Linked DNA regions of Homo sapiens: region 2 is linked to region 1. The links are chromatin loops, found by intact Hi-C in ENCODE. Cell type or tissue: mammary epithelial cell. All regions are shown on one strand. Each heading gives the region's core, and the rest is flanking DNA. Links, peaks and the distances in the headings are about the cores only.

Region 1 (12,865 bases), core at 1,709-9,708:
ATCCTCCCTCTTTGCGCTTGGTGAGGAGTGGGAGAGAAACAAGAGAAGGTTAGAAAGTTAGGCAACTTCTAAAGACTTCCAATTTCTTCTCTTCAAAGTGCTCAGCATGCCAAAGCACCATACTTTGGAGGTGTCATTCTGTGCTCCTTAATAGGGGAAATACTTAGGAGGCTTGGCATGCAGAAGTGGACATTTCTCTTCAATGTGTTAGTCATTCAGAAGCAATTTACTTAACTCCAACTGTGTGGCAGAACATGATGCCAGGCACTAACTCCGATAGATGCCATGATGGGCCTTGGGGCAAACACAAATCCCCTGCTAGGAAGTCATTTGATGGGATTTGTGAATCCATTTCCTGAGTTTCTGTTTTTTTCCCTGTGATCCGGCAGGCATTCAAGAGCCCACAGCTGAGTGCATGGCTAAGGTCAAATGCAAAGTGTAGGTGACTAATCTTTTGTTTATTCAACAAAAGTTCTTTGAATATCTACTATATGAAAGGCACTGTGTCAGACATTAAGCATTTGCAGTGAGGACCAAAGACAGGGCCCTTTCTTCTTAAGGAAATTATTAATACATTTATGTATATTGTCTACATAAAACTATAAGTAAAATGATGATTGGTGTACTGGTATAATCCAAAGAATATGGGAGTGCAGAAGAAGGAAACCATCACTGCCTGGATGACGTTAGAATTTGACCTAGTAGGAAAAGTAAGATTTCAGTAACTAGAGGAGGAGTTATCAATAGAGAAATATCACAGCAGAGGTTTTAGAATGTGACCTCAAATATTCAGGAGACATTTTGTTTCAAAATCTCTCTTAGCCATCAGGAATGGACATGAAGCTCTAGTTAGGGCACTGGGACCTGAGCATCTTCCAGTAAACCCATAGCTGTTATGTGGTTCACTTTCAGAAGTGTGGCCCCTGATTTGCTAGGTGTTACCTGGCTCTAGCCTGCTCTTGGTGAAACTTGTCACTTTAAAAGGGAGTGTGCTCAGACAGGGGCTGGAGAGAAAATAACTTCCACTTAGATTTCAGCTTTAGTAAGAGACATCAGTGCAGTACCTCTTCTGTGACACTGGGCTTTTACAACTGGGAAAACTAGTTTTTAAGCATCTGTGGTCCGGAGATCTCTGTTGAGTAGACTAGAATCTGAAAGTTTGGCAGACTTATGATGTCATTTAGGAAGTGATCACTTTGAAACTTTTAATCCTCCTACAGAAAGTATATTTCTGTTGCAGAGATTAATTTAACAGGAGTGTATATAGCATCTGTCAAATTTTTAATTAAGTAATTAAAAGAATAAACCTGTATTTATAATTCCATTCCAAACATATCAGTTCCCCAGATATGATTTTGGGTGGTTTTATTTTAGAAAAATATGAATCGTGGTACTGGGGACATGGAGTGTCATCTGGATTTAAGGAAACATTCTTTGACAGGGAAGAGGTGTTAAGCATCAGAACGGATTGTAGCAGTGGCAGTGGTATCTCATCATCTGGGGGTGTCTTTAAAAATAGTTTTAGTGTTCCTCTCCTTTTGTCAGTTGTCTTGATCATAATCCTGGGTTATTTCAAAGGTTTAATGAAGAGGATGCAACCAGTTGCTCTCAGTTGTTTATTTTCAAGGACCCAAGGAAATGAGCTTATGTTTAAAGAGGAGTGAATTAGTTTGCATATAAAGTATCTGAAAGTATCAGAGTATCGTCAAAGCCTTAAAACTATAAAATATGCTATGAAGAGACCCCTAGATTTTCCAGTCCTTGAGACTTGAAAAAAAGAGATGAAGCAACCACTTGTGTCATGCCTATCCTAATCTCTCACCTTAGGAAATAATGCTCTGAAAGGGACACCGGGAAGTGCCCATGATGGCATGACCAGAAGGTGTCTGCACTCCTGGCTGGCTGCACCTTTCCTGGAGCTGTATCTACCAGTGGATTCTGTTACTTGCCCAGCACTAACCCCGCTCTATGAGGACCTTGCTTCCTCTCGAGTCTGCAGCCTGACTCATATTGTAACCATTCCAGCAAGTGGCTCACTGTTCGGTTAAGGATAGAGCCATGTAAGACATTATCCAGGAAGTAGATGAAGTTAATTTTTGAGGTTCAGGTAGTTCTTTGATTGTGTGTGTGTGTGTGTTGAGATTATAGGTCAGGCATTGACAACCTATAGCTCATTTGACAAAAGCCCCAAAAGAGATGATTCAGCTCAGAAGTATTCAGGGTAGTTGCCACAACCAGCACTTTAATCAGAATTGCAAAGTAGTTGAAATTTTTATTTGTCACATCCTTATATTCCTTTTCTGATGCTTCTCTTCCCACTCACCAGCTGCCCAGGGTCTTCAGACTGCCTTTTACCTGGAATCATACCATGCCCTGCACTGCAGTGCTACTCCCCTACATGTTATTCCATCTTATCACCAACCATGATTAAGATTTCTTTAAAACCAATGATAGGTAGGTATAAAGAGAAAGTCAGTCTGGTAAAGTGACCTTGTGTTAGAAGCACATGACTTGAGAGGTTGCTGTATCTGTCCCAGGAGCTCTCTTTTTTTGTTGTTGTTTCAAAGACAGAATGCTTTTACTTGAATACATCTCTAAATTTATAATGATCAATTTGAATCTGATTTATGAATTTGGTATAACGTTACAAGAGAGTCATTAGCTGGGAGGATTTGATGAGGAAATACACATTTTTTGAACTAGTGTGAATTTTGATCATGATATAAATTTAAATAAAACTAATTTAAAATTATTTAAAATAACCTTTGCATGATTTTTATTTTAAAGTATTTACAATTCTGTTTTAAAAGCTTTTCAGTAAAAGCTGGAATTTAAAAATATAGTGGAATCTCTTTAAAACAGTGGTGGTAAAGAATAAGACTGTAATGGTGTCATTATAGACTACCTGTGTCAAGCAGACTTTGTTACACCTAGTTATATTTTTTAAGTCATGGCACACAGATGAACTATGTCTAATTAGCTATTAGTATTATAATAGCATTCTACTTCGTTGTCATTATTTGTCTTTATATTACAACCACACATTTTCACTTATTTCCATCAAAATTTTGTTTCCTTGATTAGGTTTTCTCCTTAGACACGTTAAGTGATAATGACCCTTGCTTTCCCAGCTTTTTCTTTCTTTTGCCCAAATTATGAGAAAGTAGGAGGAGTAGGAAAAAGGTGAGCATAGTAAGGATATGGATTGGTTTCTCCTCTTTTCCTTATGCTGGTGTTAAAAATTGCTCTTGACATAGTAGTACTTACCATGATTTTTTTAAGGTGAAAAAGAGTTTAAAGAAAGATTTATATAAGTAATGAGCTAGGAGGATATTTGAAAAACCTGTAAAAGGTAATGCCCATATTCTCCTGCCAAACAGACAGAATACTGGAAAGAAGCATCCTTAGTCTTATCTAAAATACCTCCTCCTATTTTTTTTTTTTTTTTGAGACGGAGTCTCGCTCTGTCGCCCAGGCTGGAGTGCAGTGGCGGGATCTCGGCTCACTGCAAGCTCCGCCTCCCGGGTTCACGCCATTCTCCTGCCTCAGCCTCCCGAGTAGCTGGGACTACAGGCGCCCGCCACTACGCCCGGCTAATTTTTTGTATTTTTAGTAGAGACGGGGTTTCACCGTTTTAGCCGGGATGGTCTCGATCTCCTGACCTCGTGATCCGCCCGCCTCGGCCTCCCAAAGTGCTGGGATTACAGGCGTGAGCCACCGCGCCCGGCCACCTCCTCCTATTTTTAAAAGATTGCACAATAATATTTATTAGCTGTTCTTCTCTCTCTCATATGTGGAATGGGTAATGCTGATGCCTTTACAAGCCGACGCTCGTTTGTTAGACATTGTAGTGTGGAGTTTGTCAAGAATACATCTTTAATAATCTGTCCAAGGAACTGGACAGATACCAAAAAAGATATACTATGCAGAGTATATTGATTTCTGAATTTATTTCTCCCTTTCAGTTACATTACATTATAATTACCCCACACCAAGATCTGTACAGCTATGCAAGAGATGAAAAATCTACAGGTTCAGGGGAAAATGTGAGCAAAAATAGATTTTTTATCTGTTTTCTTGATAATAAAAGGGAAGATAGGAAAGATAGAGACCTAAACTCAAACCAAACCAGAACCAACCAACCCTAACCTCAGACTGTTACAGAAAAGTTACCTATTTAAAAATATTTAAAAATTGAAATAGCCTTTTAAAAAGGTTACTGCAACCATGGCGAAACTGTATAGAAGAGAATAAAAAATACCTAGGTGAAACAGTGACTAAAATACCCCAAATCTTAAAGTGTTTATCTGTAATATATTAATAAATGTTTTTATTTTATTTAACTACCTAGTTCCACCTTGTGGTGAAAGACTAGGAAAGGCCATTCAGTTTTTGCATTTTAATTGATTATAGATTGTCTACCCAAAAGCTAAAAAGAGAAGCCTTCTTTGTGAAGGAGTGAATCAGGTCCAAAGAAGTAGACACATTATTTGTACCACCTAGTACCAATGTGGATTAAAAAAAAAACTCTCTATTATTTTATCCATTAATACCTTAAGATGTGTAACTAATACCTTTATTTCATAGTTTAAAAATAACCTAAAGGAGATGAATTCTATGTGGCCTTAATGTTGACTTAACGTAGTACCTTAAAAAACCATAACCGCCTTTTTATCATGCCAAATAAGGATATTTCCCTGTTTGACTTAACTGCACCAATTTCGAATTTATAATAATTTAGGTAGAATATGAATTGTAGTTTTATTCTTTCACAACTCCTGAAGAAGTAGTACTGAAATAAATTTGTAATGAAAAAACAACTTTAGATAAGGCAGCTACCTAAGATAATACAATGTTTTTGAGCATTTTTTGTGTGTATTTTAAAAGCATTAATTTTCTTATCAATAATTAATATGTTAATATATTGATATTTATGTTACCTCTATTTTTTCAAGTAGGCTGTCTAAGGAACTCTCCCAGGAGAACCTGACAGCTAATTTTTTATGAACGTACTTGTTTGATGTAAAAAAATTGCATTGAAAAATATTTTAATTTATAATTTTCACTAAAGCAAACTATCCTTCTTCTCGTCACCCAGTTAGTATAAGCCAGTGAGGCGATCTCATTTGGGACAAGCCTTCTTTTATTATTTATGTTTCTTTCTAAAGATAGCTGATTGTTTTCCAGAATACTGTATCCTTTAGATATAGAACTTCTTTAAGAGCGGACTGTGAACCCTTTATGTGGCTGATGTTTTGCTCCCTACTGCAGAGCTCACTAGGATGCCTGCATTTTACCCAAGGTTCATTAATGGAATGACTCTTCCAGTTTCCTTTTTTTCCTGAGGGACCTTTCCTCTATTATTGTGTACAGATTGGGCTCTTGATTTTACCTGTGATTGATTTGTTTTTGCTTAAGATAATAGTTTACAGGGAAGCTTTTATATTGGTCAGAGATATTATGGCCTCATTCTGTTTAAAATTCGTAGTTTTCTTTGTGTAGGAAAAGTTCAAGCTTCTTAACCTGGGATATAAAGCCTCTATGTCCACCGGCGCATCGTTCCAGCCTCATCTTCCACCTCATGCTTCATTGACTTCACCACTGCTTTCCTTCCTTGCAACTCATATGTAGTTTTGTGTGTCCTTGCCTTTTTCCTTTGTTCTTGCTCCTCCCTCCACCTGCAACATTCCCATCTTCTTTGCTGGGAAGACCTCAGACTGGGTTAAGCTCCTCATAGCTTCCTGAGTGTTCTCTGAATGCATTTATTTTATACTGCAATTTCTTGCCTAAATTTCTTTCATTTCAGATTACAGGCTTCAAGAGGTGGCACTCTTATTATTCATCTTTGTACCCATAGAACTTAAAGGATACCCTGGCATATGACGGATGAATGCTCAATAAATAGTTTGTGACCTGAATTGAATTGCAGCTAAACAATAGTAATAAGTTTAAATAATGGGAAGTCAAATTTTTGTGAAATTTGTCTAGATTAACATCAACCACTATAATGTCAGACTTTTAAAAAAGGAAGTTTAAACATTCAGCAAGCAGTTATATAATGATTCTCTTTTCTTCAAAGTTGAATTTGATTTAGCCTATATAAAACCAAACAGTTATAGGTTAACAAAAGGAAATTTTCAGTGTAGTATTTTTGATAAGTTAAGCCATTTAGGTAATACAGACCTGGCATGAGCTAATGTGTTCTCACTCCAAAATAAATTTGAAATATTGTCCATGTCATCGCCAGCATCTTGTTTAGAATTTTTGTTGCCCATAGAGTGTTTTCTAGTCTATTTTACTTTCTTGGGATATTCTTTTAAGTAAAAGATTAGTGCCCCCTAGAGGTAAACTCTAGGTGCAATGCTATATACATATTTTTTTGAAGTACTGCAAAATTCTACGAGAATTGTGTGAAATACAGAAAATGCTGTATCAGCCTTGTTATGTAATTCAAGTTATGTAAGTTAATCCCAGAGTATTTCATAGTGCTTTTACTTTGCTCGTCACTTCCTCTAGCACTATTGATCCAGACAGTTTTTTGTCCCATAGGGAGAACATATCCAAAAAGAGAAAAAGGAATGCTTTATTAAAAACTGAAAATGGAATGTTAGGGATATTGGCGGTTAGTATAGTCATCTGTGAAGGAAAGTTACCAGGCCCAATGCCTATGACTCACTCCTAGGGTAAAATAAAAGCTTTTCTATGTAGGCTTAGCTGTCTACTTTCCCTTCTTTTCTTTCCCTTAAATTTCTTGCTCGATCAGATTGGAACCCCAATTCTTTCCCCTCAGTTCATTCCCGACCACCCTTTACCCATAATGTTGATTTTTAATTTTTAATAGCATCCTCTTTTATTCCACTCATTTGTGCTGAGGAAACTGACTCAGTATTATAAAGTACTTAGCACAAGGTTAGGCATCTAGTAGTAACTCATGGTGTGTGTGTTTTTGTTTATTATTGTTAGTGACATTTGCTTTTCGGAAAATGATATCTTATATTTTGTAGGATGTTTTCCATATACAGTATTTCTGTGGACCCTCAGAATAGTCAGCTGAGACAGGAAAAGCAGGCAGTATTGGGGATAGCCAGTGTCTTTGGATTTTTTTCAAGCATTATAGAAGTTAAATTAGTTTATTTCTGCATTTTCTTCTAAAATTCTTAAAAAATTAAGCCATAAGTCTTAAGAGTAGCTTTTATTTTATACATTTTCTAAGTTGACAGGTCATTGATTTTTTAAAATGATAATAATTTGATTTAAAGATTACAGACTTTTTGTTCTCTAGGTTGAACTAGGAGTTTTCTGTTTTCCAACCTTTATTTTAAAGATAAAAAAAACCCTGAAGCCTAGAGAGTTTAGGCTGTTGGTACAAATTCATAAGGCCAAGGGCAGAAGCAGGACTAAAATGTCTTTTCCCTTATCACAGGTTTTCTCTTTTCCTAATTTAGAGGGAGTCTCACTCTTTTGCCCAGGCTGGAGTGCAGTGGCATGATCACAGCTCACTGCCACCATGCCCAGCTAACTTTTTGTATTTTTAGTAGAGATGGGGTTTTACCATCTTAGCCAGGTTGGTCTTAAACTCCTGACCTCATGATCCACCCACCTCGGCCTCCCAAAGTGCTAGGATTACAGGCGTGAGCCACCACACCCGGCCATCTTTTCCTAGTTTAGATTTGCATGGCTTAATATTATTATTTTCCTTCTCTAAACATGTCTGTTTTAATTTTCCTTTGTTGTCACATAAATACGATAGTAGCAAATGACACCTGGTTTTGGAAAGTTTCCCTTATGTAGAGGGTTTTGTTCAGTCTGGCAAGTCAAGTTGTGAAATTGCCTTACTATGAGATAAGTGTTCAGAATCATACCCCATCTTTAACTGTCCTGGAGTGAGAAAGACACAAGAAGTGGAATATAGAGTGAAATGTAAGTCTGGTAGGGTGTAGGCATAGTGGACCAGAGAGCACAGAATTCTCAGCACTATTACAATCCTGGAAGTCCCCAAAGTAATCATGTGCTTGGATTCTACTGTCCTTCTGTGTACTGAGGATATCAGACCTGCACAATAAAGCCATTTATTTTGAGAGACAAAGCAGCTGGCTGAGGATCAGGAGCTGTATAATATTGTTTATATAAATATAATCTTTTAGTGTTCCCATTCAGGCTCTTTTAGAGTTTGGCTGCTTTCTGGTTATATTGAAGATACGCAGAGAAGTACATAGATTTAGAATGTACATGACATTCACAAGCTTAGCTTTTCTGCCTTGTTTTTAAGTAGGCCTTAGCCTTATAAATTCAAGCTTGTGCCTTAGAACGGGACTGGGTGAATTCTTACAGTGCTCTAATACAAGAGTCCCCAACCCCCAGGCCACAGACAGGTACTGGTCCGGTCCATGGCCTGTTAGGAAGTGGCCTGCACAGTAGGAGGCGAGCATTGGGCCAGCCAGCCTTACCACCTGAGCTCTGCCTCCTGTCAGATCAGTGATGGCGTTAGATTCTCATAGGAGCATGAAACCTATTGTTTTGTTTGTTTGTTTTTTGAGACAGAATCTCACTCTGTTGCCCAGGCTAGAGTGCAGTGGCATGATCTCGGCTCACTGCAACCTCCGCCTCTTGGGTTCGAGTGATTCTCCTGCCTCAGCGTCCCAAGTAGCTGGGATTACAGGCATACGCCACATTGCCCGGCTAATTTTTTTTTGTTATTTTTAGTAGAGATGGGTTTTGCCATGTTGGCCAGGCTGGTCTCGAACTCCTGACCTCAAGTGATCCGCCCACCTTGGCCTCCAAAGTGCTGGGGATTACAGGTATGAGCCACCACATGGCTGTGAACCCTATTGTGAACTGTGCATGTGAGGGATCTAGGTTGTGCTCTCTTTATGAGAATCCAATGCCTGATGATCTGAGGTGGAACAGTTTCATCCCAAAACCACCCTCCCCTGCATCTGTGGAAAAACTGTCTCCCATGAAACCAGTCCATGAGTAGGAAATTGCAGTATTAGTACTCATTTCCCTAAGTGCTTATCTGTTCGCGTACATATCATGCATGTAATAGATATGTTCCTGAAGAGGCCCTTGAAAATTGATTCATCTCTGAAATACAGTTGAGAAGTTGAGAGAGTTGTCATTTCATGGTATCTCAAGGTAAATATTCTAATTGAATGGATAACTCCTTTGTAACTTATTTGGTTATTTACAGGTTTTTCTTTCTTTCTTTCTTTCTTTTTTTTTTTTGAGACGGAGTCTCGCTCTGTCACCCAGGCTGGAGTGCAATGGCTTGATCTCGGCCCACTGCAACCTCCGCCTCCTGAGTTCAAGTGATTCTCCTGTCTCAGCCTCCCAAGTAGCTGGGATTACAGGCACCTGCCACCATGCACGGCTAATTTTTGTATTTTTAGTTGAGATGGGGTTTCACCACGTTGGCCAGGCTGGTCTCGAACTCCTGACCTCAGGTGATTGATCCACTTGCCTTGGCCTCCCAAAGTGCTGGAAGTACAGGTGTGAGCCACTGAGCATGGCGTATTTACAGGTTTTTCTAAACAAGGATTGCTCAAAATGTGTTATAACATTTTTTGGGGCTAAATAAAGTATTTTTAAACTTTGTCTTACTTTGGTATTATGACATCAGAGATTCAACTGATATTCCTTGGGAATTAGGAAATCAAAATAAAATGTCAATTTGTAAAGATGGAGACTTGGTTAAAAGTAATTTGATTCACCTTCAGTTTTGCTGTATTTCAAAGGTACTATTGACATGAACAGTTACTTTGTGGTAGAGCTATTGAGCCTAAGCTTAGTATTTATATTATTTGTAGTTAATTATGCCTAGATGGGTAATTGAATATTAAAAGGTTCTGTGACTTATGTAAACAGTGCCAGAACACTGGATGTAAAAGCTGGTAAATTTGATAAGAAATTCCTAAGGGAACTTCTTCTTCATCAATCAAAAACATTTTCTGACACTAACAAAAGATATTGTAAAACATATATATAGAGAGAGTCAACTAAGATAATAAAGTTTTATGGGATTTAAACTATTTTTGGGGACTGAGAGACTTACCATAAAAGTTTGCTTCCAGTTTACATTAGGCCTCTTCTTTGTGTTTGTGTAGTTATATAGTTTTGATTATAAGTTTAGATCTTTTCATTATTTTGTGCTATATACTCACTTGACATTTTGGAAGTGCAAAGGAGTTGGATTCATTTGTATACAGGGCTTGTGCCATGGGTGAAGTAGGTGGGATTCTGGTTCCTGCCTCTTTCCTGCCCACTTCTTTGGCTCCTTTCATGGGAGTAGCCCAGAATCACTGAAAGGCGAGAAAATGGAAATGTGCCAGTCCACTGTGGAACAGCCATCTTAATACCTGCTTTGACATTTGTCTGTCCAACACAAACCTTGCAGTGGGCCATGTGGTTACTAGAGCTATCCCTACTTGGCAGGCTAAACAAAGCTTTTGGGAAATCTTTGATGGTTTGGGTTCTAAAATCACAGACTTCTAAATCAGGCCTGTGGAACGGGGAAAGCTATTGTAGGTTGAGTGTTGATTTTGTGCTAGTGTTATTTAGTTTTGAAAATCTTCCGTTATAAGAAGACTTACATTGTGCAGAGGAAGGGTTTGGACAGAGGACTTCTAACCTGACACATACGGATTTCAAAAAATTTTTTTGAAATAATTATAGGCTCATAAGATATTGATAAAATAATATGTAGAGTCTCATACTCTTCACCCAGCTCACGTCTATGGATTTCTAAAAATGTTCCTCGGCATCCTTGAACCTGTTTTAGGCTAGAAGTAGAAGATCAACTGCGGGGGTGAAAACTCCACCCTCTTGTTAAGGTGGCACTGGTCACTGTATCGGGAATCATGAATAAAGTCAGGGCATTGTCCGTATTTGAAGAATTGTAACCCCATGTAGTAGTCCAGGCTTATGTTTGTTCTGGTGTCTTAAAAATGTAATAATTTGAATTGTCTTCTTGAATTATTAATCTGAAATTCACTTTTTTAAGTTTTTAAATTAAATTTAGTTTTTAAGTAATAAGCATTTTAAAAATTTAAAAATAGGTGCATGAATGAATACCATGTGAGGAATGTTTTCTACTTGTCTCCTTTTTATGTTTAAGAATGTTAAGGATAATTCTGAGTTCTAGGACCCCAAATTTTGCTTTTCTCTTTATAGGTTCGAAAACATGTGAATGATCTCTATGAAGACTTAAGGGATGGACACAATTTGATTTCTCTTTTAGAGGTTCTTTCAGGAGATACCTTGGTAAGTTTTAACTTTCTTATTTTATTTTGAAGAACGTGTAATCTTTTCTGCATAGGACCAGTATGTTTTCAGTACAGACTATTCAGATTTTTGCAACATTCATCTTTTGAGCTATGAATTCTGCCTGAAAAAGAAGTTTTGGTTAGATTCCTAAGCATTTTCAAACTTCAAATGATGTGAATTTGAGAGATTGAAGCACTTTGATTACTTCACTTATATAATCAGTTCTATAATTAAAATACTATTTTTGTTCTTGCTTCTTTTTTACCTTTGGGTTTTTTTGCTTAGCAGAAGTTGGATGCATAATATAACCACATATTAAAAGACTTACAAATAGCAAGAAAATAAACATTGCTTTCTGAAAAATGATCTAACCCATTCCGCAGGTGTCATTTTTTTTTTTTTTTTGGTGAACATTACTTCCCCTTCTTGTTACCTGTTCTCCTTCATTATGTTCTGTTCATGCTCTTCTTTTCATTTCTGGTCTGTCTTGTGTCTTTGCTGTCCTATCTTCTGTCTGTTATATTCATTAGCCAAGGGAGCGAGATTTTTTGAAGACCTTACGATTGGTGAGTGCAACAGAAGCATGCGAATATGAACAGCATGAGGATGTGGAGGATGAGGATAAGGGGGTAGGTGTCGCCCCCATAACTTGACTAACCTAGCCGTTCCCATGCGGTGAGCGCTAACCTGATAGAGAAGTAACTCCTGGGTTCAGGCTCCTTTTTAGAAAAGCATAGAAAGGGCCAAAACCCACATTGAGGTAGATGTGTGTGTACCAAAAAATTGGATAAAGGAAATATTTTCTCTTTAAATTATCTTCAGAGAGCTAAAATGATTGAATTATTTATACATTACTGTGCACTGCATGGTAATTAAACAGACTTAAAGTACATGATGGCATTTTAGTTAAACAATTTTATATACATTGTATATAAACATGGAAATTTTACAAGTCTGCTAATTTTTGTGCAAATTCATTCAGTTTCTGGAAGTGATATTTCAAACATAGCAACTATTTATTGCTTTTTATGAAAGAACTTAGGGAAATTTTTTTTAGTATTTAAGTTTCTGCTTTAAACCACACCTCTTGGCAATAGGTATTTGATGGACATGTTTTACCTCTCTAATATATCACATGTATTTAAAAGGGAGATTTAAAAATCCAGTATTCCAACAGAACTCACAGAGCTGTTTAATCTCCGTGACTCTTAGTTGACTGCAGCCTACCTTTGCAAGACAGACGTGCTTCTTCTTTTGTCTTCTACATACCTAGTGCCCCTTGATTTTACTGGAAATTGTGCTTTTGTTGGATCCAGTGGGTAAATTTATCAACATCGTTTCTACTTGTTATGCAGAGCTTACTTTTCCTTCTGTGGTGTGCTGTCTGTTTTCTTATGGCACCTTTGGCTTCAGCAACCTATACATATTGAAGAAGCCAAGCTGTCAATTGTCTTTTTTCTTTTTTACCTTTGGAAGATTTTATGTGATAAATTTCAGCTCCATTTTTTGTATTTTTGCTAAGCATTTCTCAGCTCTGTTTCCTCTGTTTCCTTCATGCTAACTTGTAACATTTCTTAAGGGAAATGGCATTAAGGAAAATAAT
Region 2 (12,865 bases), core at 2,009-10,008, 63 kb before region 1:
GTTAAATGATGAGTTACTGGGTGCAGCATACCAACATGGCATATGTATACATATGTAACTAACCTGCACGTTGTGCACATGTACCCTAAAACTTAAAGTATAATTAAAAAAAAAATAACTAACAGATTTGAAAAAAAAAAAAAAAAGAGAAAAGAATAAGGAAGACTCTGGGCACCAGTAGGCCCTCAGACCTGTAATCCTCTTGCAATATTTCTGCCTCAGTTCTGTACCATGATAACCTGGACAATTTTGATTTGTTTTTATCCTAATTCATGGTGTTGCTTAGGGAGACAGAGATGAATGAAAGGCTCCCAATTCCTTGATTTCATTTATACTACTGACTTAAAGAACTATGCTAGTAGAAGCACTCCTTGGATTTACTCAATTTTTGTGCTTATACGTGATATAATAAATTTGTAACTGGAATAACTGAACCAAGGAATATTTACATTTAAGTTTTCTTAGACCTTCTTTTGCATTTAAAAATACTCCTTACAGGCCGGGGGCAGTGGCTCATGCCTGTAATCCTAGCACTTTGGGAGGCTGAGGTGGGGGAATTGCTTGAGCTCAGGCATTTGAGACCAGCCTGGGCAACATGGTGAAACCCCATCTCTACAAAAACAGAAACGCCCCCAAATTATCCAGGTGTGGTGGCATATGCCTGTAGTCCAGGTACTTGGGAAGTGAGGTGGGAGGATGGCTTGGGCCCAGAAGGCTGCAGTGTGCTGCAATCATGCCATTGTACTCCAGCCTGGGCAACAAATCAAGACCCTATCTTAAAAAAAAAAAAATCCTATGTGGGAAATGCTTCTTTCCTATTTCTAATGATTCACTTCATATGACAGAGACCCCATTAGTGTAATATTTATGCCTTCTTGTGCCTTTTGGAAGTGACTGAATGTGATTGGTGAGTTTCAAATTAGAAAGTGGGTTTATTTGGACCACTCACTTTTTCCTCTTTCTTTTATGAGCAAGCTATCTGTGATTTAGCCTGTTCCATCATGCTGTAAGTTTTACAGGGTCAGGCTGTCCCACTTGCATGACACTGCATTGCCTGTGACTGGGAGGGTAAGTCTTCAATTATGGGACTTAGTGTTTGGAAACCATCTACTTGCCTGTAGTAAGTAATATTCTTTAAGCTAGGTTATATTGTTAGTAAAGGTAATATTTTGCTCCTTTTGCCTTCGTATTTCTCTTATCCTTCTATCTAACTTATTTCTCTTACTTCTTATCTATTTTATCTCACTTCTCAGTTGATTCAGAGTTTATTCAGAAACAGGGTTTCCTATTTGTTGGATTGCCTTAAACATAAATGTCTTGTACTTCCTTAGATAAATCAGGGTTAATTCAAGTCAAGTGTTAGGAGCCACTGCCAAGTAAAGAATAATCAGCAATAAGAGAAGCATTTTTGTCTCTGCATGAAGATGAGCAGTATTCATTCTTAATTTCTAGCCAATTTATAAAACATAATGGACCATGTTAGGATGACCAAACAGTATTTGTGTGTGATTCCATTACTATAATTGTTAAAATTTCAAATTAAGCTGTCACAATGCCTGTCTCCTCAAAACTGACTTTTCCCTGGTATGTTGATGAGATTCAAGTCTTGATTTGATTGTGATGTTTAAACAATTTGCTTCGGTAATGCTATTCAAAATAAAATCTCTGGATGTGATAAAGGTCATTTAGTGCCAGTAAGTTTTTAAAAAATATTTTGAAAATAAAAATAAATAATTTAGGTGTAGAGTTTGCCTTTTTAACAATATTTTTTATTGTGAATCTTAAGTCTGCAGTCCTCTTTTTCACTCTTGAAAGGTTTCAAAATATGTGACCCTTTTGAAATTAAAAAAAATTTTAATAAACTTTTAATTTTAGAATACTTTAGATTTTACAATAGTATTAAATAGTAATGGATTTAGATTTAGGATAGATTTTAGATCTTGGCAACAGAAAAGTTGCAAAAATATTACAGGTAGGTCCTGAACACCCTGTGTCCAACTTCCCCTGTTGTTAGCATCTTAAATTAGTATGTACATGTATCATAACTAATGGACCAACACTGGTACATAATCTTTAATTAAATTCCATACTTGATATGAGTATCATTAGTTCTTCCCTAACGTCCTTTTTGTTTTTTTGCCTTCTGGCATCCTATCCGGGATACCACATTACATTTCATTGTCATGTCTCTGTAGTCTTCTCTGGTCTGTGACATTTTCTTAGACTTTCCTTGTTTGTGATGATTTTGACAGTTTTGAGGAGTAGTGGTCAGGTATTTTGTAGAATGTCCTTCAATTTGGGTTTATCTGATGTTTTTCCTATGGTTAGATTGAGGTTATGGGTCTTTGCAAGGAAGACCACAGAGGTGAAGTGCCATTATTAACATATCAATTCACATGTCTTATCAAGGGTAGGTGCTACCCACATGACTTGTCACTATGATGTTATTATCCTTGATTACCTGACTGCGGTAAAGTTTGCCAGGTTTCTTTCCTCCCCCATCCTTACTTACATCATTATTTGGAAGCAAAGCACTGTAAGTGCAGCCCACAACGGGGGATGGGGAATTAAGCTTCACATCCTTGAGAGGAGAATATCTACATAAATTGTTTGGATTTTTGTGTGAAGGAAACTTCTTTCTTCTCTAATTTTTTAATTCATTCAGTCACTTGATGTATGTCAATATGGACTTGTAGATATTTATACTTTGGATTATAATCCAATGTTATGCTACTTGTTTTGTTGCTCAAATTATTCCAGCTTTGGCCATTGGGAGCTCTTTCAGGTTTGCTCCTGTGTGCTTTCGCTATGCTCCTTTGCTTTGTTTTTTGAGCACTTCCTTCCTTTTCTGACATTCCAAGGTGCTTGAGGCTCATCTTGTGTATTTCCTGCCCTAGCCCTGAAATCAACCATTTCTCTAAGGAGCCCTGGTTCCTTTTATTGGAAGCTGATATTAGAAACCAATATCTAAGCGCTGGGCCTTTGAAATGTTTTGCCATCTATCTTTAAGAGTAATACTGCTATTTTGAAATCATAGCTTATAAAACTTTAGACCTATTTTAGTTAGTAAGTGAAATACTTTTTGGTACCCATTGTCTATGTAATTAGGATGGCCACAGTTCCATTTAGAGATAAAAAGGAGATATTCAAGGTTAAATAAACAAAGCAGCCTAAAAGTTTGTGGATAGTAATGACGTTGGCTATGGATGCAGGTGTGCTTGGGTTTAACGGAGACTGTTAGGGTTGTTTAGAGGATGCCTGTTGGCTGAAGAGGATGAGGAGAGGCTTATTTTAGTAAACTGTTCTTCCTCTCCCAGATCAACTGTAATCTCTTCCTTGTTCTTTCTGTTCTTCCTGGGAGAATTTAGTTACTCTTGTAACTAAAATTCCCCTCAAAACTTATTACACTCTACTATTGAAGCTGTTTGCATCTTGCTTTTGCAAGAATCTGTAGACTCCCGGATGTTAGGGATTTGTATTTCTTTTCCTTTTTTTTTTTTTTTTTTTGAGATGGAGTTTCGCTCTTGTTGCCCAGGCTGGAGTGCAATGGCGCCATCTTGGCTCACCACAACCTCTGCCTCCCGGGTTCCAGCGATTCTCCTGCCTCAGCCTCCCAAGTAGCTGGGATTACAGGCATGCACTACCACGCCTGGCTAATTTTGTATTTTTAGTAGAGATGGGGTTTCTCCATGTTGGTCAGGCTGGTCTTGAACTCCCGACCTCAGGTGATCAGCCCATCTCGGCCTCCCAAAGTGCTGGGATTAGAGGCGTGAGCCATCATGCCCGGCCTTGTATTTCTTCTTTGTATAATCTTTAGCACAGAATTTAGTAGGTGATGACTTCAGGGTATTCTGTAATTATGGTTTGAAGTGAACTGAATTCAGTTTTGTAGATAGCATATTTCATCATAGTTAGTGAACAATATAAATGTCTGAAAAGATAAACATACCAGGTTCAAAGAAAAGTTCAAGATGGCAGTAAAAGAGCCATTGAACTGATATGTGTTGAATGGCTAAATGAATATCTTGACTGTTGTTTGTTGCAGGACTTTAGAGGATGATGGGCTGTCAGGGAAGTCTTACCTGAGGAAGTGATATTTGGTTTGGTTTTAAGCTATGGGTAGGGCATGGATGGGGCAAGTTGGCTGGAATATTGTGGGTGGGAAATGACTTTTTTAGAGAGTGTTGGATAGGCCTGTCTGCCGTAACAGAACATTTCAATAGAGACTATAAGGCTGGAGAGGTAAGTTTGGGTCAGGTAGATTGAAGAGGTATGTGAATGTCAGCTTTCTCAGTTAGAGAACCATGGATAGTCATGGATAACTCTTAAATGTTTTGAGCAGGGGAATCAAGATCTGAGATAAATTCTTTTTTTTTTTTTTTTTTTGAGACAGAATCTCACTCTGTTGCCCAGGCTGGAGTGCAGTGGTGCCATCTCAGCTCACTGCAACCTCCACCTCCTGGGTTCAAGCGATTCTCCTGCCTCAGCCTCCCAGGTAGCTGGGATTATAGGGGCATACCACCGTGCCTGTTTTTTGTATTTTTAGTAGAGACAGGTTCTCACCATGTTGGCCAAACTGGTCTTGAACTCCTGACCTCAAATGATCCACCCGCCTCGGCCTCCCAAAGTGCTGGGATTACAGGCGTGAGCCACCGCGCCCAGCCTGAGAGAAATTCTAGGAAGACTGATCTAGAGTAGAGGCTGGAAATTGGTGGCTCACAGGCTGAGTCCAGATGGTAGATATATTTTGTTCTATATACTGTAACAATTTTAAGCCAATATTCAAAAATTGAGAAATATCATAAAAATAGAGAGTTTAGGGTCTTCGTATAAAAGCAGGTGATCTGGCAACACTGGGCCCACATACTCACATGGCAGCAGTTGGTTGGGGTTGAGCAGAAGACAGCACCCTAAGAAGGCACATTCATCCTGATGTTCACCACTGTCCCCAACCTCCCCATTACCTTATGCTTAGTCCACTTGACATTGCCTGAATATCTCATATATATTTGAATTTGGGATTCTTGACTTAGAGATATAGTGTATAGACTTTTGTGGTATTTTTAATAGTGAGATTCAGGGGACCCAAATCTGGGTGGTTGCAAAGGAAATGAAAAAAGTATATATATAAGCAGTGGTTATATAAGAGACAGGGTGAAAGAATAACTAAATAAATCTGGACCAATAACTTATAAGGTCCAAGAGGCTAAAAAAAAGAATAAAAGATGACTGTATCTGTTACCTATTGCTATATAACAAATTACCCCAAAACCTACTAGATTAAAACAAGAAATATTTACTGTATCACAGTTTCTGAGGGACAGGAATCTAGGAATTGCTCAGCTGTGTGTTTTAGGCTCAGGGTCTCCCATCAGGTGGCAGTCAAGGTGTTGTAGTCATCTCAAGGCTCAGCTGAGTTAGTGGATCTGTTTCCAGGCTTACTCACATGCTTGTTGGTCCACCTCAGTTCCTTGCTTGCTGTTGGCCAGAAGCCACAGCATGCTCACCACATGACAGCATGCTTTCCCTAGAACAAGAAACCAAGAGTGAGGGAGAGTAGGCACCCAAGCTGAAGATTTTGTCTTTTATAATGCAATCTTGGAAGTAACGTACCATTTTTGCTGTATACAGTTGGTCACAATGACAACCCTAGTGCACTGTGAGAGGAGACTGTGTAAGGATGTGCATAACAGAGGTGGGGATTACTGGGATTCCTCCTGGAGGCTGGCTATCACAATGACTCTGAAGGACCAAAATATTTGTGGCAGCAACATTCCTGAGGAATTTTCGCTCATGTATGAAATGTTGTTTTGGGGCATCCTCTAATGAAAACTACTTGTGATTTTAATTGTTCTGCTCCACTAATTGACCCTGATTCTTGTTTACTTTTGATATACTCTTAGATAACTTTAGAATAAAATAATTAGCAGTTTTAAAGGTCATATGGGGCATTCCTTTAACTTCATAGGTTTTAAAAATTGGGATCCCGAAAGATAATGACTTGATCGGAATCACATGGCTAATCAGTTGCAGTTCTAGGAGCAGATCGAAGAGAGTTAGCTTGCAGTATGTGCCGTTTCTGCTCTGCCATGCAGTCTCCTGCCCCACGCTCTTCTAGTATGGGCAGTATCATCACATAAAAACATCACTTTAAGAAACTTCTACCTATGATTCAGCTAATAAGTAACATGTATTTTTAGTTCTTATTTTCCATCACATGAAATAATTTAGATGTTATATTGCAAATTTATGTGTTTTTATATGTAAATTTGACATTCGGCTTTACCAAATGATTAAGCATTTACATAACCGAAGCCTGCTAAAGAAGCCTAAAAATATACCTATTTTAAAAGTTGAGATTTTGACATGTCAGCTTTCTTGGCATTACTCAATCCTCATGTCTAAAATAACCTGGACCCCACATGCTAGGGTGTTACTCTTCCCTACTTTTATTTCAGTTTCCCTTTTGGAGAACCTTTTATAACTAATACTGGTATTCTTTTATTTTCTCACTGGAGTATTAATACTTTATATATAAGTCATTCTGCCTGTGTCTTAGAGGCCAAAGTACATGTCTAGTGACTCTTCAATGCAATGTTATAATGGGATTTTTCTCCTGGTTAGAAGTTTTTGGGCTGAGGTAAAAGGTCGGTTACTTTCTAAGTTTGTAAGGTATAGTTTTGTATACATGTATATGTGCATTTAGAAGAAAAGTCCACAGGGTTCATCAGATTCTTGCAGAGAGCTATGAGCCAAAAACTGTTAATGATTTCTAGTGTTTGATGCAGTTTTTTCCCTGTAGTTGTGATTGATTTTGCTCTTACATGTGTGCATTTTGTATTCATGGCAAGCAATGTCCAGGTATTTCCAGTTTTTTAGATAGGAAAATGGAGCCTCAACATCTTGTCCATAAATAGTCAATAATAAAATATATACCTAAATATTTTGATGCAAGGCTTTTGTGTTTATTTGATGATGATTTATACATTTAGAAATGTTAGAAAAAAATAAAATTACAGCAACATTTTAATACTCTGCATTCAGTACAGGAAATTATAGTGTCTCCTTAAATGACACCACATTCTTTACCTATTATATCACAGACAGATCCAGAATGTCAGTTGGACAACTGCTCTTTGCAGACAATTTTAGTCACATACTAGTGTGAGGATTATCATTAGCCTAAATTGGGGGCCCTGTGTTAAAGAATTTATGAACTTCTAAAGTAATACTCAGATTTCTAAGGTAATATTTATGATTCCATTCCCTTTTAAAGAGACTCTTATATAAAGGGAATATAGTTAAGATTCCTCCTAGTAATTGTATAATCAGAGTTTTTTTTTTTTAAGATAAATTATTTTGGGATGTGGTAGCTCTAAGGCTGTGTTTATATTGACCAGAAGAGATATGTTTATAAATAGAGCTTTTCTTTTCTCAAATTCCTACCTTACTCCTTGATAATTTAGGCTCCTTGCTGGATTTTTCTTTTTTTTTTTTTTTGAGATGGAGTTTCGCTCTTGTTGCCCAGGCTGGAGTGCAATGGTGTGATCTTGGCTCACGCAACCTCTGCCTCCCGGGTTCAAGCTATTCTCCTGCCTCAGCCTCCCAAGTAGCTGGGATTACAGGCATGCACCACCATGCACAGGTAATTTTGGATTTTTAGTAGAGACGGGGTTTCTCCATGTTGGTCAGGCTGGTCTCAAACTCCTGACCTCGGGCGATCCACCCACCTCGGCCTCCCAAAGTGTTGGGATTACAGGCATGAGCCACTGTGCCCAGCCCCTTTGTTTTCATTTTTAAAGGCAGCAGGTTTTACTGTAAGAGTCCCATTTTACAGGTGTAGCAAAAACTAGCCTGGGAAAAATCCTGGTTCATCATTTCAAACCCTTATTATGTTGCAGCACTCAGGTAAATTGACTGAGGATGCCAACTTTTAGTTTATCCAGTAGTGAACCTGAGCCCCCAACTCTATGTGGATGCATGGAATGAAATAGGGCATCCCACACTCTGCGTTTTATTGTATTAGCAGGGTTTGAAATTAGGAGAAATTATGATCTTTATAAATTAAATTCAGCTGATTTTCAGCTTAACTAAATTATTTTTATTGAGTCACTGCCTTTTACAACTTGAAGATAACATTAGGTCCAAAAATTATATCATACTTTATGGCGTAACACCAATACCATGAGGCCTGGGAGTCAAACAGACCAAATGTTGAAAACCTGGCTGTACCATTTTTAAGTGGGACTTTTCATGATTTGTCTAACTTCTCTGTACCCCAGTTTCTTTACCAAATTAATGGTTTCCTGGTTACTATTGCATCATTAAACTCTCTTATCTGCTGTTTAGGAGTCTTATCTGCTGTTTAGACACTGATTAAGTTATAACACCAGAATGGATGCTCTGAAGGGCAGATTCATATGCAATGAGAACATATAGTGAGGCTTGACTGAAGGAAGTCAGCAAAGGAACATCAATAAATAACTCTTTAGCCAAAATTTTGATGTAACTGTATTGATTTCCTTACACATGAGTTTTGATATTTTATTTCTACTTTTAGTATCCTTTTCGTATGTGTTAACTCCATGTTGGAAGTGGGCAGAGTATGGATAATAAAGTAATAAGAGAATAAGCTTTTTGAGGACAGGAATACATTTTTTCTTTCCTTCTTTGTGAAACGGGGTCTCAACTTGCAACGCCACTTGCCCAGGCTGGAGTGCAGTGGCGTGATCTTGGCTCACTGCAGCCTTGACCTCCCGGGCTCAGGTGATTCTCCTGCCTCAGCCTCCTGAGTAGCTGGGACTACAGGTCCCTGCCACTACACGTGGCTAGTTTTTGTGTTTTTTTGTAGAGATGGGGTTTTGCCATGTTGCCCAGGCTGGTCCTGAATTCCTGGACTCAATCCACCCGCTTTGGCCTCTCAAAGTGTGAGGATTACAGACATGAGCCACCGTGCCTGACCAATTTTTTTTTAATAGACTTTTAGAGCAGTTTAAGTTTACAGAAAAATTAGGCAGAAAGTACAGAGTTCCCGCATCCTTCCTCTTCTCACATCATTTGGGTTAATGCCTTGAAGTGTAATTGCTGAATTATATGGTAAGACTATGTTTAGCTTTGTAAGAAACAACTCAAAGTAGCTGTATTGTTTTGCATTTCCACCATCAGTTAAAGAGAGTTTCTGTTGCTCCACCTCCTTGCCAGCGTCTGGTGTTGTAATCTTTTTAGATTTTAGCCATTCCAATAGATGTGTATAGTGGTGTCTCACGTTGTTTTAATTTGCAATTCTCTAATATGGTGTTGAGCATCTTTTTATATGCTTATTTGCCAACTGTATATTTCCTTTAGTAAACTGTCTGTTCAGATATTTTGCCCACTTTTAAACTGAGTTGTTTGCTTTCTTATGATTGATTTTTTAAGATTTCTTTGTATATTTTGGATACTAGTTCTTTATCATATATGTGATTTGCAAATATATGTGTATATTGCGATGGAGTCTCACTCTGTCACCAGGCTGGAGTGCAGTGGTGTGATCTTGGCTCACTGCAACCTCTGACTCTCTGGTTCCACTATGCCCTGCTAAGTTTTGTATTTTTAGTAGAGATGGGGTTTCACCATGTTGGCCAGGATGGTCTTGATCTCCTGACCTCTTGATCCGCCTGCCTTGACCTCCCAGAGTGCTGGGATTACAGGTGTGAGCCACCGTGCCCAGCCATGATTTGCAAATATTTTCTCTTAGTCTGTGGCTTATCTTTTCATTTTCTTAACAGTGTCTTTTGCAGAGTGGAGGTTTTTAATTTTAATGAATCCAACCTATGTTTTTTCTTTTATGGATCATGATGTTGGTATTGTATTTAAAAATTCATCATCAAATCCAGGGTCATCTAGATTTTCTTTTATGTTATCTTCCTAAAGTTTTATAGTTTTGAATTTTACATTTAGTCTGTGATTCATTTTGAGTTAAATTTTGTGAAAGGTATAAGGTCTGTGCCTAAATTTGTATATTTTTTGCATATAGATGTCCAGTTGTTCCAGTACCATTTGTTGAAAAGATTATCCATTCTCTGTTGAATTGCTTTTTCTTTTTTGTCAAAGATCACTTTACTAAATTTGTGTGGGTCTATTTCTGGGCCCTCTGTTATGTTCCTTTGGTCGACTTGACTTTTCTTTTGCCAAAACCACACTGTTTCGACAACTGTAGCTTTATAATAGGTATTGAAATTGGGTAGTATTAGTCATTCAACTTGTTATTTTCTGGGATTGTGTTGTCTATTCTAGGTTGGAATAATTTTTTATACCTTAGAAATAAGCACTTGGTAAATATTCTGTGTTGAGAAACTTTTTCTCGGTACACAATGGTTACCTTTTTAAACACAAGTCAGATCTGTTATTCTTTTGCCTCAGCTCCCTCCAGTGGCTTCCTATTTTAGTGAGAATCAAATTGAAGGTCTTCGAAATGGCTTATATGGTCCTGTGGTACCTGGCTCTTCTGTTACCTCTTTAGCTTCATCTTTTAATACTTTTTGTCTTGGTCTCTTTATTTCATACCTAATGGCCTCCTTGCTCTTGTTTGAGTACACCAGGCATATCCTGTCTTAGGTCTGTAGCAGTGGCTGTTGGCTTTATCTGAATGTCTTTCTTCCAGATATCTGTATGGCTAACTCCTTCATCTCTTTTAAGTCTTATTCAGATGCCCCCCTTCTCAATGGGGACTCTCTGATCATTTTATTTAAAATTCCATCTTGCCTCTCACTTGTCCCTCAACCTCCACACCCTCAATTTCTCTTAACCTGCTCTGTTTTATTTCACAGCCATCACTATGAACATCCTCTAATACTTATTTGTTTTATTTATTTATTTATTTATTTATTTATTTATTTATTTATTTGAGACAGGGTCTTGCTCTGTCACCCAGGCAAGTACAGTCGTGCGATACCAGCTCACTGCAACTTCCGCCTCTTGGGTTCAAGCAATTCTCGTATCTCAGCTTCCCGAGTAGCTAGGATTACAGATGTGCAACACCATGCCACGCTAATTTTTGTATTTTTAGTAGAGATGGGATTTCGCCATGTTGGTCAGGCTGGTCTTGAATGCCTGACCTCAAGTGATCTGCCCACTTTGGCCTCCCAAAGTGTTGGGATTACAGATGTAAGCCATCACTCCCTGCCACTTGTTATTTTTATTATTATTGATTGCTGTTTCTCTTTTTGTTAGAATTTAATTCCACATTGTCAGGGCTCTTTGTTTTGTTTACCAGTGTATCTTCAACTCATAAAGCATAGTAGGTTTTCAATAAATATTAGTTTTAAAAAATGTATGAATGTGTAAGTTGAGACTGATAGAGCATTAGCTGTGTGCAAGAATGCTGATTCATTAGATCTTACCTGATCTTTAGCTGATGACCTTCTAAGATGAACTGAAAACTGAAACCAAGCCAAAGAAATGTTTTTAGAAAATTCATTGATTTTTTTTGACAAGCTGCAGCTGCTTGTGGTGGTATAAATAGGTTTCCTTACTGTGTTATTTAAGAGTAGCTTAAGGGCATGAGCCAAGTCAAAACAGAAAAAAAGCACTGACTCATTAGATTTTTAAAGCATGGGTTGTCCACTTGTGTTTCTAGGTTAAGAGAATTGGGGTTTCCCATATAATCAGAACTATTAAAGGTACTGCAAGGCTGTGTGCGGTGGCTCATGCCTGTAATCCCAGCACTTTGGGAGATTGAGGCGGGTGGATCACCTGAGGTCAGGAGTTCGAGACCAGCCTGACCAACACGGTGAAACCCCGACTCTACTAAAAGTGCAAAAATTAGCTGGGCATGGTGGCGCGTGCCTGTAATCCCAGCTACTTGGGAAGCTGAAGCGGGAGAATTGCTTGAACCTGGGAGGCGGAGGTTGCAGTGAGTCGAAATCACGCCACTGCATACCAGCGTGGGTGGCAGAGCGAGACTGAGTCTCAAAAAGGAAAAAAAAAAAAAAAAGATACCGCAGCAATTGCAGAGAAAGGCCTTATATGTCTGATGAGAAACTGCAAGCTTTAGAAAGACAGCAGTGCTATCTTCCCAAACAACATGATAGCCAGCATGTCAAAGCCAGATTTCTTTTACCCATCTTTGTATCTCGGCATCTAGCCTGGTTAGTACTTGGCATGCAGTAGGTGCTCAGAAACTACTTGTTGAAAGAATGCATTGTCAGTGAACAGTGGTCACATTCATGATGTGGAAATGTCATGGACATGGGAGACATTATACTCATGTGTTCTCATGTGTTCTTGTTTTATAAGAACATGCTTTTTATACTGTATCATAGAAATTGTATTAAGCAAATTGACTTTGACTTGAAGTCTCAGGCATGTAAGCTTTCTACAAAATGTGAATCCATGCTTCAATTAATCAATCTTTGAGAGATAAGGCTCAACTTTCACAGTTAGAGTGGATGGATTGGGTTTTGGTCCCATGAGGCTGTAGTGTAAGAATACTAACTTGTGCGTGTGACTAGCTAAGTAGGACAAATCCTTTTGCTCAGATTCTCTTTGCCCACATATAGTTCAAGTAAACACAATGAACCCAAAACCAAATTTGCTAAGTCCTTAGAGGAAATGTTACTTAGGTGTTTTTAGAATGTTTAAAATTTTTGAGTTTTTGGGTGGTAGAGATGCCTTTGTTTTCCTGCTTAGGAAAGTTGAATAAAAGGCTGTCATAGCTCCATTCCTGATAGTTGTCAGGGACCAATAACTGAAGTCTGAGTAAAATCTTTGGAGACTTCTTCCAGATGCTAGTAATTGCTTTAACTTGAGTCTGTCTGGCAGTACCTCAAGATCTCTGTTATATCTCATAACTCATACTTCACCATTCATCTTAACATCTCTGTTC

What was found. Peaks named below come from ENCODE experiments on the same cell type or tissue, not always from the same donor. Only the 100,000 strongest peaks of a DNase experiment are listed, where the experiment ranks them.
Region 2: a loop joins it to region 1, with 9 times the contacts of the local background. A loop is called at or near these places in 12 of 110 quality-filtered maps.

What each region holds. Positions count from the first base shown.
Region 1 is chr6:56,702,674-56,715,538 of GRCh38, reverse strand. It overlaps DST (dystonin), which reads left to right. Exons shown (of 104, transcript NM_001374736.1): 6 at 11,170-11,259; 7 at 11,793-11,891. Among named protein-coding and RNA genes, the nearest start is that of DST-AS1, 130 kb to the left of the region's middle. RefSeq lists enhancers at 1-342, 343-903, 1,069-1,118. In mammary epithelial cell, for the core only: CTCF peaks have their summits at 4,366 (motif pointing left) and 6,365 (motif pointing left); DNase peaks (open chromatin) are centred at 2,018, 6,418 and 6,508; H3K27ac peaks cover 2,504 bases.
Region 2 is chr6:56,765,635-56,778,499 of GRCh38, reverse strand. All of the region lies in intron 4 of DST (dystonin), which reads left to right. Among named protein-coding and RNA genes, the nearest start is that of DST-AS1, 72 kb to the left of the region's middle. RefSeq lists enhancers at 2,253-3,098, 11,345-11,464. In mammary epithelial cell, for the core only: a CTCF peak has its summit at 5,341 (motif pointing right); a DNase peak (open chromatin) is centred at 5,469.